Linked DNA regions of Homo sapiens: region 2 is linked to region 1. A link is a contact called in ENCODE Hi-C or POLR2A ChIA-PET data. All regions are on one chromosome and are shown on one strand. Each heading gives the region's core, a stretch centred on a gene start or an enhancer-like site at or near the end of the contact. The rest is flanking DNA. Distances are from core to core; before and after follow the strand shown. Region 1 holds the start of PSME4 (proteasome activator subunit 4). Region 2 holds the start of SPTBN1 (spectrin beta, non-erythrocytic 1).

Evidence for each region. Hi-C counts contacts between places; a loop is a spot of excess contacts on that map. ChIA-PET counts read pairs that join two places held with the same protein, here RNA polymerase II (POLR2A). Pooled maps may share reads with other maps.
Region 2: a map of gastrocnemius medialis shows a loop between it and region 1 (5-fold over the local background). The contact joins the promoter of SPTBN1 here to the promoter of PSME4 in region 1. A Hi-C loop is called at or near these places in 3 of 168 maps with a recorded cell type or tissue (chondrocyte, endothelial cell of umbilical vein and gastrocnemius medialis) and 14 of 50 pooled maps. POLR2A ChIA-PET finds 5 or more read pairs at or near these places in 3 of 52 experiments (GM12878, H1 and WTC11).

Annotation. Positions count from the first base shown.
Region 1 is chr2:53,968,731-53,973,452 of GRCh38, reverse strand. PSME4 (proteasome activator subunit 4) reads left to right here and starts at 2,460. Exons shown (of 47, transcript NM_014614.3): 1 at 2,460-2,910. The coding sequence starts at 2,669. It also overlaps a transcript of ACYP2 not described here. RefSeq lists enhancers at 1,942-1,991, 2,287-2,581, 2,848-3,612 and silencers at 2,192-2,581, 2,456-2,617, 2,592-2,791.
Region 2 is chr2:54,454,306-54,459,027 of GRCh38, reverse strand. SPTBN1 (spectrin beta, non-erythrocytic 1) reads right to left here and starts at 2,701. Exons shown (of 36, transcript NM_003128.3): 1 at 2,510-2,701.

The sequences.
Region 1 (4,722 bases), core at 1,211-3,710:
AGTTAAGGCTATTTTCACTTTTTTTGTGGATCTTCAGTTGCTTCAGGCCATCTGGATGTATACATGCAGGTCACTGGGGATATGATGGCTTAGCTTGGGCTCAGAGGCCTGACACTCATCTCTTTCCGGCTCTCCCTACCCCATTATTTTTTAAAAGGTTGTCCATATTTGCTGCCTCTATTTATTCACTTCCCATTTGTCCTTTGTCACCATAATCAGATTTCTATTCTACACTCCAACGACACTGTTCTTATGCGCTTTATCAATAAACTATCCAATAAACCCTTTCAGGTTTCACTTCATTTGACCTGTTAGCTACCTAAGGTAGGATTGTTCGCTTCTCCATGAGACACCCAGTTTCCTAGAACTCCTCCTCTCTCTGCTTTTTGTGAATATTCTTTGTGGCCTACCTTCCTTTTCTCTGTCTGTCCTTAAATGTGGGGCTCCTCAGAGATTTGTGAAGGGCCCTATTTTTTCATACTGTATATTTCCTTCCCTCCTGTCGTCCATCTACACGCTAATCTGCATCTCAGTTTAGATCACCCTCCTGATACATATGTCAACATACCCATCCCATAGGCATTCTGCCTCCCAAGCTGTTTCTGCTGTGTTCTTTATCTCAGTGAAGGACTTCACCTATCTACCCAGCGTCGTCTTGTCTCTTTCCTTTTTAATTTTTCACTTTCAGTCAACTACTAAGCCCAAGCCATTCTGCTGAAGTAGCTCTCAATTTCAACTGACATCCAGGCCATGATTATGTCACACCTTAAAGGGTCCTCCAGTTCCCAATCTTGTCAGTTCCAACCCATTTTCCAGACGAAGCCAGAGTGACTCTTTTTTTTTTTTGAGACGGAGTCTCGCTCTGCCACCCAGGCTGGAGTGCTGTGGCACGATCTCGGCTCACTGCAAGCTCCATCTCCCGGATTCACGCCATTCTCCTGCCTCAGCCTCCCGAGTAGCTGGGACTACAGGCGCCCGCCACCATGCCCGGCTAATTTTTTTGTATTTTTAGTAGAGACGGGGTTTCACCATGTTAGCCAGGATGGTCTCCATCTCCTGACCCCGTGATCCACCCGCCTCGGCCTCCCAAAGTGCTGGGATTACAGGCGTGAGCCACCACGCGCCTGGCCCTTTTATTTTTTGAGACGGAGTTTCGCTCTTGTTGCCCAGGCTGGAGTGCCCTGGCGCGATCTTGGCTCACTGCAACCTCCGCCTTCCGGTTTCAAGCGATTCTCCTGCCTCAGCCTCCCGAGTAGCTGGGATTACAGGCGTCCGCCACCACGCCCGGCTAACTTTTTTGTATTTTTAGTAGAGACGGGGTTTCACCATGTTGGCCAGACTGGTCTCGAACTCCTGACCTCGTGATCCGCCCGCCTCGGCCTCCCAAAGTGCTGGGATTACAGGCGTGAGCCACTGCGCCCGGCCGCCAGAGTAATTCTTAAAAAATGTAAATTATATCATCCCACTGCTATGCTTAAAATCTTTTGGAAGTTTGTCTCTAGGATAAAGCTCTGAATTCCTTAGGATTGCCTTCTCAGTCTCATTTCTCCGTCCCCTCTCTTACGCTATTTTGAACTTTGAATTTTTAGAATACATGCTTGCAGCGTCAAAGCTGTTCTCTCAGCTGAAATACGTGTCCTCCTCCCTCCTTTTTCTAACCAACTTTGCACTCAACCTTCATAGCTTAAATTAAGTATCACTTCTAGGAAAATGACACCCTCTCAAACCCCCTAGTTTCAACTTCTTTGTAGAGTTCCTAAGGATTCTTGTACTTATCTAGCAATTAAGAGCATTATCTTGTAATTCACGTCTTTATCTCTGCTAGACTAAGTCCTTGGGAGGGCGGAAACCAGGTTAAACTTTCTATCTCAATAGCCTAAACTGAGCGCCTTACACACAAAACAGCTGTTCAAATAGCATTTGTTCAGCGAGTAACTATTTTCTTCTTTGGAATGATGGCGGCCAGAATACCAGAAAGATGGGGACTTAAAGGGGACAGAAAAATTAAATCTATAAGGAACAAGCGGGATGGAGTAAATAAATCTATAAGGAGCAAGTGGGTACGTAGGCTTTTCCATAAACCCCTCTAACCCAGAAGCCGGGGCTGCTCGGCTAGGGGGACCAGGCCGACCTGGCTGCCGCCTGTCGTGGCGACTGGGACTCCAGTGGGCTGCCGCTTGGAGTGCGCGACCCCCGGCGAAGCAGGACAATAGCTTGGAATTCGGCCTCGTGTTTCCGGTGAGGCAGCCTCGCGCTGGGCCGGTGAGGCCTGGGGTGGGGGCTCCGAGCCGGGCCCACGGCGAAGAAGGCGCAGCCCGTTGGGCTCCAGCTGCCGCCACCACCGCCTCCCCCGACGCCGTCGCTCCGCCCCGCCCCGCCCCGGAAGTGACTTGAGGCCGGTCCGGAACCTCTGGGCCCGGCGGCTGCAGCGTCACCAGCAGAGCCGGTGCGGGGCGGGCAGAGCGGCCGCTGCCGCCGCCAACGAACTGAGAGCCGCGTGGGGCCCAGCAGCACGCCGGCCAGGGAAGGGGGCCTAGCGATCGGTCCGAGGGCGACGGGCCGCCAGCGGCCGCAGGGCGACGAAGACGCGGAGGAGGCGGAGCCCGGAGAGGGGTGGGGGCCGGGGAGGGTTCGGGTGGGAGGGGGTGGGGGGGGTGTCCCTGGGCTCATGGAGCCGGCCGAGCGGGCGGGAGTCGGAGAGCCCCCGGAGCCGGGCGGGCGTCCCGAGCCGGGCCCGCGGGGCTTCGTCCCGCAGAAGGAGATCGTCTACAACAAGCTGCTGCCCTACGCGGAGCGGCTAGACGCCGAGTCCGACTTGCAGCTGGCCCAGATCAAATGCAACCTGGGCCGGGCCGTGCAGCTCCAAGAGCTGTGGCCCGGGGGCCTCTTCTGGACCAGGAAACTCTCCACGTAAGTGTGCCCGGGCCTGCGGGCCGGGCCGGGGGGAAAGGCTCAGTGAGAGGTGTCGGGGATGGTTGCTCTTTGTCCAGAGGGCTGGACCCTTAGCTCTGTCCTCGCTGGAGCTGTCCCCGAGCGGTGATCCCAGGGTCGTGACAGAGCCTGTGAAGTACTCAAGCCGTCCTCCCTGCCACTTTCCTACGGGACTTCCCGGGTCTTTACCATCCCTCTACGTCCTCCGCATCTGCTTCTCCCGAAGTGTTCGGGTTGTTGTCTTCCCACCTGGGGGGCCCTGGGTAGCCCAAGGGCCCCGGCCCCGAGGGAGAGAGGTGAGCCTTTCTCAAGGGTCCTCCGTGGACTTTTGCGCATGGGAGAGGCGGGGCAAAGAGAATTTGTCTTTGGGGGAGTTCCTTGACTTGTCTCCTTGCTTCCTCCGGTTCTTCCTTCCCCTACGATCCCCGCCTCTTCGCATCTCCGTTGGCGTCTAGTAACTTTCTGAATGGAGAGAAGACCATAGGGAAACTTAAGGGTTTTGCTTTTTGGGGGCCCTCTCAGACCTGGCGGAGTTGATCGAAAAGGGTCGTTTAAAGTCAGACCTCATTCTTGAGCTTAACGTCTTATGTGGACAGTGTTGTTTTGGATTGTGTGTTGCTCCTGTTGTGACATTTCTTTTGGAGAGACATTTAAGATACTGAGGAAAGTAGGGAAGAGCACTGTCAGGATGTCCAGGGCGATATTAGTATCAGGCTTGTGTTAATTTTTTGAGTTACTCAGATTAAGAGATTACCTAAATCAGTTTCAGGAGTTCTGTTTGTAAACTAGCTTCAAACTATAGTGTCACTGAAATTAGGAAAAAAAAAAAAAAAACGAGTGAAAATACAGTGGGGGAAAAAAGGTTACATTTACTTGCTGGATGGGCATCTTTACTGTGTCCGAAGAGCTTTTTAAGAAAGAATTTTGCTGTATCTTGTTTGGTTAACTGTACATAAAATCTAGTAACATGGTATGTTCACGCATGTGGGTATGGACGGGTGAACACACAAGACATAACTCACTCATTCAGTGTTTACCCAAAGCTGCTGATTGAACTGAGTGATGACTCAGGGTTTTGTAATAGTTTTGTGTATATTCACTGGATGATTCTCATCTGCCAATTATTAAGGGGCCTCTGACAAATTTCTCATTTCCACTTGAGGGGTGGGTGGGACCTTTTTAATTAAAAAGAAGCAAAACTAAAACATGTAATTTGCCCTCTTCAGAGAGTGATCATAAAATGTCAAGGTTAACAGCTCTCCCCTTGACTAGAGTATAATGAAGTTTTTCGTGTTAGGATCCTTAGGAGAATGGAGGTGAGGGGCGGCAGAAGCAGGAATGCAACAGGGAGAACCACGTTTAGTCAAAAAAGAATATTTTATAAATAGTTAAAATCCAAATGCTTTTTCAAGTGAGACTCCTAGGTTTTTGTGTTGCTCAGGCACAGTAAAAATAGTCACTTTGTTACAGTAATTCCCCATTTTAATCACTTGGATTAGACTTGCCAGAGAATACCTACCATTTTTGGGGACGCAAACAGCTTTTTTTAGTGTACATTATATAAATATGCCATGGTGTGAAGGCATATCTGCTTTGGATTTATAAACCTAGAATCTACCAAGGCATAGTTAAGCATTGTTTTCTAAAGTATTTATTGTTAACAAGTTTGGTAAATTAGCACTCCGAGTTTTGTTATTGTTTTGGCTTATTAGATAAAAGTTTGTACCTAGAAAGGGCTAAAAATAACAATGGAGCTAATGTTTGGTGTTTAGGGCTGGATTGCAGATAGCT
Region 2 (4,722 bases), core at 1,452-3,951, 490 kb before region 1:
TACGCAACACGATTTTACACAACCAGCACAAAAAGTCTCATATTTTAATGGCTATTAGAGAAACTCAAAATAACGCACATACACCACACAATGTACATGCAGTTCTATTCTGCAGAGCCACATGAAATCAAAAGCAACTAACTTGGATTCATTAGAAATATTTAAAAATACAAGCAGGCACGCCCTTGGCTTGTAAACACTGACCTTCCCTTCCAACTAGCATATTGAAATTTCCTTTTTCACCTAAACATTTTAGGAAAGCCTGGGTTGACATTTGAAATATATCCCATTTGCCATCCCACACTGAATAATGAATTATAGAGATGGCATTTAGAAGGGAAATTCCCTGTGTCCTGGCCGAGACTAAACATGAGAACACTGGGAACCATCTCCTTCTGACTAGATGCCAGTCAAGAGGCCTTGGTGGTCTGCCCTTCTCCACCCTCTCCCCAGTCACAGCTGTGAAAAATATGTATACAAAAAATACATATAAACAAACACAAACGCAGTGTTACTGTCATAATCCCATTAATTACGCCCGGACACTTAACTTGGCTACCTCAATCAATAGAAATCTGAATACCAATTTAGCCCCCATCATGACACTCATACACCTAATAATCCTTAATAAAGCATCCAAATAATGCAACTGTACTTGACTTAGAAAAAGCAAACGATGAAAACAAAATACAAGCTAAAGGAATCATTTACTATCCATTAAAAAACATATAAATTCCTTTTAAAACAACCTACTGAATTTTAATATACTTATAAATGTCTTAGTGACATAAAACCCAAAATGCATTAATCATTTCATTTAAAAATGGTTTCCTACAGAAAAAATGCATACTTGGTATTAACCAAAGACAGACGAGGTACTGTAATGTCACAGTTGTGAAGGTCCAATTAATAAACACCAACTTTTCACGTAGAAAAAATTAATGCATAGCTGGGTTGTGGTTACAGATTATGGACGATCCACAGAAAAACGCTGCGACTCCCCACACTGCAACATTGCCTCCGCACACCACTGGGCCCAGTCCTTCCTGCAGCCCCTCCCTATGGCTCAGGTCCCCTGGTCGCAGATCAGATTCCGATCCGCAACCACAGGCCGGCTCCCCTCTGCCTGCACTGGTGATGCAGGGCGCCCCTCCGGCAGAGCGCAGCCCAAGAAGAGGTGCAGGAGGGATCATCCCAAAAGAAAAGACTCTCCCCTGCTCACACCTAGCTGACCTGGTCCTCCTGACGCCACATCCAGCAGAAGCTGCAGGACAAGGTAGCAGCAGCTCCAGGCCTCGGCCAAGGGCAGCCCCGGGCCTGGGTGGGGCCGGGCGGGGGCCGCAGGCGCCGAGCGGCCGTGCCAAGCCCCGCCAGCGAGAACCAAGGAAGCTGCGATACTGCTGCATTGTGCTGCATCACGGCGAGGGCACCGTGAGCCATCCATCTTGCCAAAAAAGCACATCCCCGCCCAAATAAACCCCACCGAATTCAATTTTCTGCTCCGCCGAAGCACCCCCACACGCACCCTGTCCTCACTTACTATCTGGCCTGGCTTTCGATTGGAAAAATAATGGACAGAGGTTTGCGTTCTGATCCCCACCCCCTCCTCATCTGATGGCAGCAGTTGGCACCTTTCCTATCACAAAAACAAAGAGAAGGCGCCCCCTAAAAGAGGGCCGTGGGCGTGGTGTGGGGGGTGATGACGAGCCAGCCCACCTACCCAAAGCAGGCCCGGAGGGTCCCTGCGCTGAGACAAACCTGTTGAAGAGAGGGTGGCAGGAGCTGAAGGGCGGGCGCAGCGGCGGCTCGGCGCCCGGAGGCGGCTCACGCCCAGCCCTGGGAGAGTGGGGACGGCAGAAAGGGCGGGGGGGGGGCGGGCGCACGAGGGTAGCAAGCGCAGGGATGGGGCGGAGGTGGGGGCGCGGGGCCGCCGCCTCCGGCTCAGCTGCAGCGCGGCGCAGCCGGGACCACGCCTGGCCGCATCCCCTGCACCGCTACGCGCAGAGCCCGGCCCTGTCACCGCCGCCCCCGCTCCCCACCCGCGGGGCCACAGAGAGGGCACCTGAAAATAGACCCTCCGGCTGTCCGCTGTCCGCTCCGCACCCACCTCCGCGCCAGGGGCCTCCGCGTCAGGGGCCGCCGCGCCCGGCTGCAGGGAGGCGCCGGCGGAGGCAGGGAGGAGGAATCGCCGCGCCGCGCCGGGGCTGGGGCCGGACGGCAGCGGTGCGCACGGCGGGTCTGCTGCCGCCTCACCGCAGAGCCTGCCGCCCCTCGTCCCGCATCATCCGAGTACCAATGAGCACCCGCGACCCGGGCTCCCCGCGCCGCCCCCGCCCGGGCTTTGCAGCCTCCCTGCCCCCACGCGGCTCCCCGGGCGCAGGGCAGGCGGGCAGCGGCGTCCTCCGGCCCTGGGCCCGCGCCCCTCCTCCCGCCCGTCCGCCGCCGCGGAGCCCACCCGGGAGGCAGCCCCAGTGAGTTGGCATCTCCCTGCCTCGGGCCCCCTACCTACCTCCCGGGGATGGGGTGGGGGCGCCGGGGTCCCGTCCTCCTCCCGCTCCTCGGCGGCCGGGCGGGTGGGCCGGGAGGCGACTCCGCGGGTCTGTCCGCGGCTGGGGCCGGGGCTCACAGGACGGGACCAGTGGGCGCTGCTGCGCAGGGCTGCGCGCTCGCTCCGGGAGGAGAGGCGGCCGAGGGAGGGACTGGAGGAATCCGCAGCCTGCACGGCAACAGCGGCACTGATTCCGGGGGCTGGGCGGGAGCGCGGGGGGCGGGGGGAGGAGGAGAGGAGGGCGCTCGCAGGGAGGGGGCGAGGGGCGGGGAGAGGAGCGCGCGGGGCGGGCGCGCGCGCACACACACACAAGCGCACTCCCGGGATCCCTCCCGCACGCCCTCCGCCCTCCGCACTCCTCCCTCCCCACTCCCGCCCGCTCCCTCTGCTTCGCCCGCCCTCTCCTCCTGCCCGGAGCCCCGCAGCCGCCCAGGGAGCCGAGCCTCGGGCGCGTCCACGTCCTCTCCAGCTGAGGCTCTTCCCGGGTCCAGCCCGGACCTCATCCTCCCAGCGGCGGGGACCGACCAGGCTGGCCGGGGCGGGGTGGGCACTGCTGCTGCCGCTACCCGAGCAGGACAATAGGGGCTTTGTCTCCACAGCCGGAGAGGGCCAATTTCACGTTTAATTTGAGGCTAATTCGATTATCGCCATGGAAAGAGGCGGTCTAATTTTCTACGTGATTTGTGCAGCCTCTTTTCGCCCTTGATGTTGCGTTCGGAATGCTGGGGAGAGAGGGTATTTAGGGAGGTTTTGGAGCGTCACTTGCTTGGTTGGTTTGAGATGCAGTTGGTGATGCCTTATAGGTTCTACCCAACTTGGAGAAGGGCGACGGCGACCTCTTCGTGGGAAACCTTGGGCGCTGGAGGATGGGTGGTGGGGGTCGTTCCTTGTGAGGTTAATGTATTCTTTTGCAAATGCTTTTTCGCCCACCCTTTCGCTTTGGGTAGCTGGGAGCAGACCCTACAAGTGGTTCATCCAACTCCTGCCTCTCAGTGCAGGCTCCGCTCGAACCTGAGGCCAGGTGCCCTGCCCCAGTCACTCCCGAGAGAGGGGTCGTCCGGCCGCGGTGGAGGGCCCCGTGATGGCGTGGGGACTTGCGTTTTCCCCTATGCGCATTCCCTGAAACGGAAACTGGACGTTTCCTCAAATTTTTGTCATGTGCCACTGCCCCTTCCCAGTCACCTGGTCTACCCCGTCAGCCCCTCAGGCTGTGTAGAAATTCCAGAACCGTCACTGTTGTGAAGAAAAGATGGTGGAATCACCAGGACCACGAATGGAAACGCTCTTTAGAAAAGCAGTTTGAAGAAACTGACTTTCTCCTTGTTCTGTAAAGTGCACAGGGCGGCACTGCGGGCATTCAGAGGGAGGAGGGCCCTTCCTGTTTGAAAAAGCCCCAGGGCTTTTTCCCCATACAGACCTGATCACCTGGATTAAAATAAAACAAAAATACACGGCAGCCAAGTAGTTTGTATCATGCTTATATCTCAGATCACTAGAACCTGGCCTGATGGGTTTATATGTTTGTATGTATTTTTAAATGAATATTTTAAAATAAAACTCAGTGAAATCGTCACAGCAAACTGAAGATGATTCTTCCTTTTAGGCCTTCATAGGTTTGAATGTTTGAACCTATGTTTACTTTTGATAGGAAAAAAATTGAGGAAAGCAAATAACATTTTTTCTCAGAAGGTGAATCAACACAACCAGACCGTAAACTCTCTTAAAGGTAGGGTTATTTCTTTCTTCACTCTGTACATATAGCAGGCACTTAGGTACTAAAACAAATTTGTTGAATTGAACACAATCAACTTGTAAGCTGCTGCCCTCATTAGGTAATAAGGGAAATCCACTAGAAAGCAAAGTTGTTTGCCTTTCACTTACTTATTTTTTTACCATGGACCCCAGCACCTCCCCACTCACAATGTTAATGAAATACCAAAGAAAACAGTAACAATATTGGGAAGTGCATCCATTTAAATTAATTCTTCCAGTGTTATTCTGAAATGGTTATTCCTTTATCACAGACAACGGTATTTAAATAAATTTTCATTTGATGAATGATTCACCTCCCTTACCCCATTCCACTCCCACTTACGTTGTTTTTTAATTAAAAAAAAAAAAAAGGCCACACACACCTTAGCAAGGTACTCTAGTAAAGCCCCAGTAATTATTCC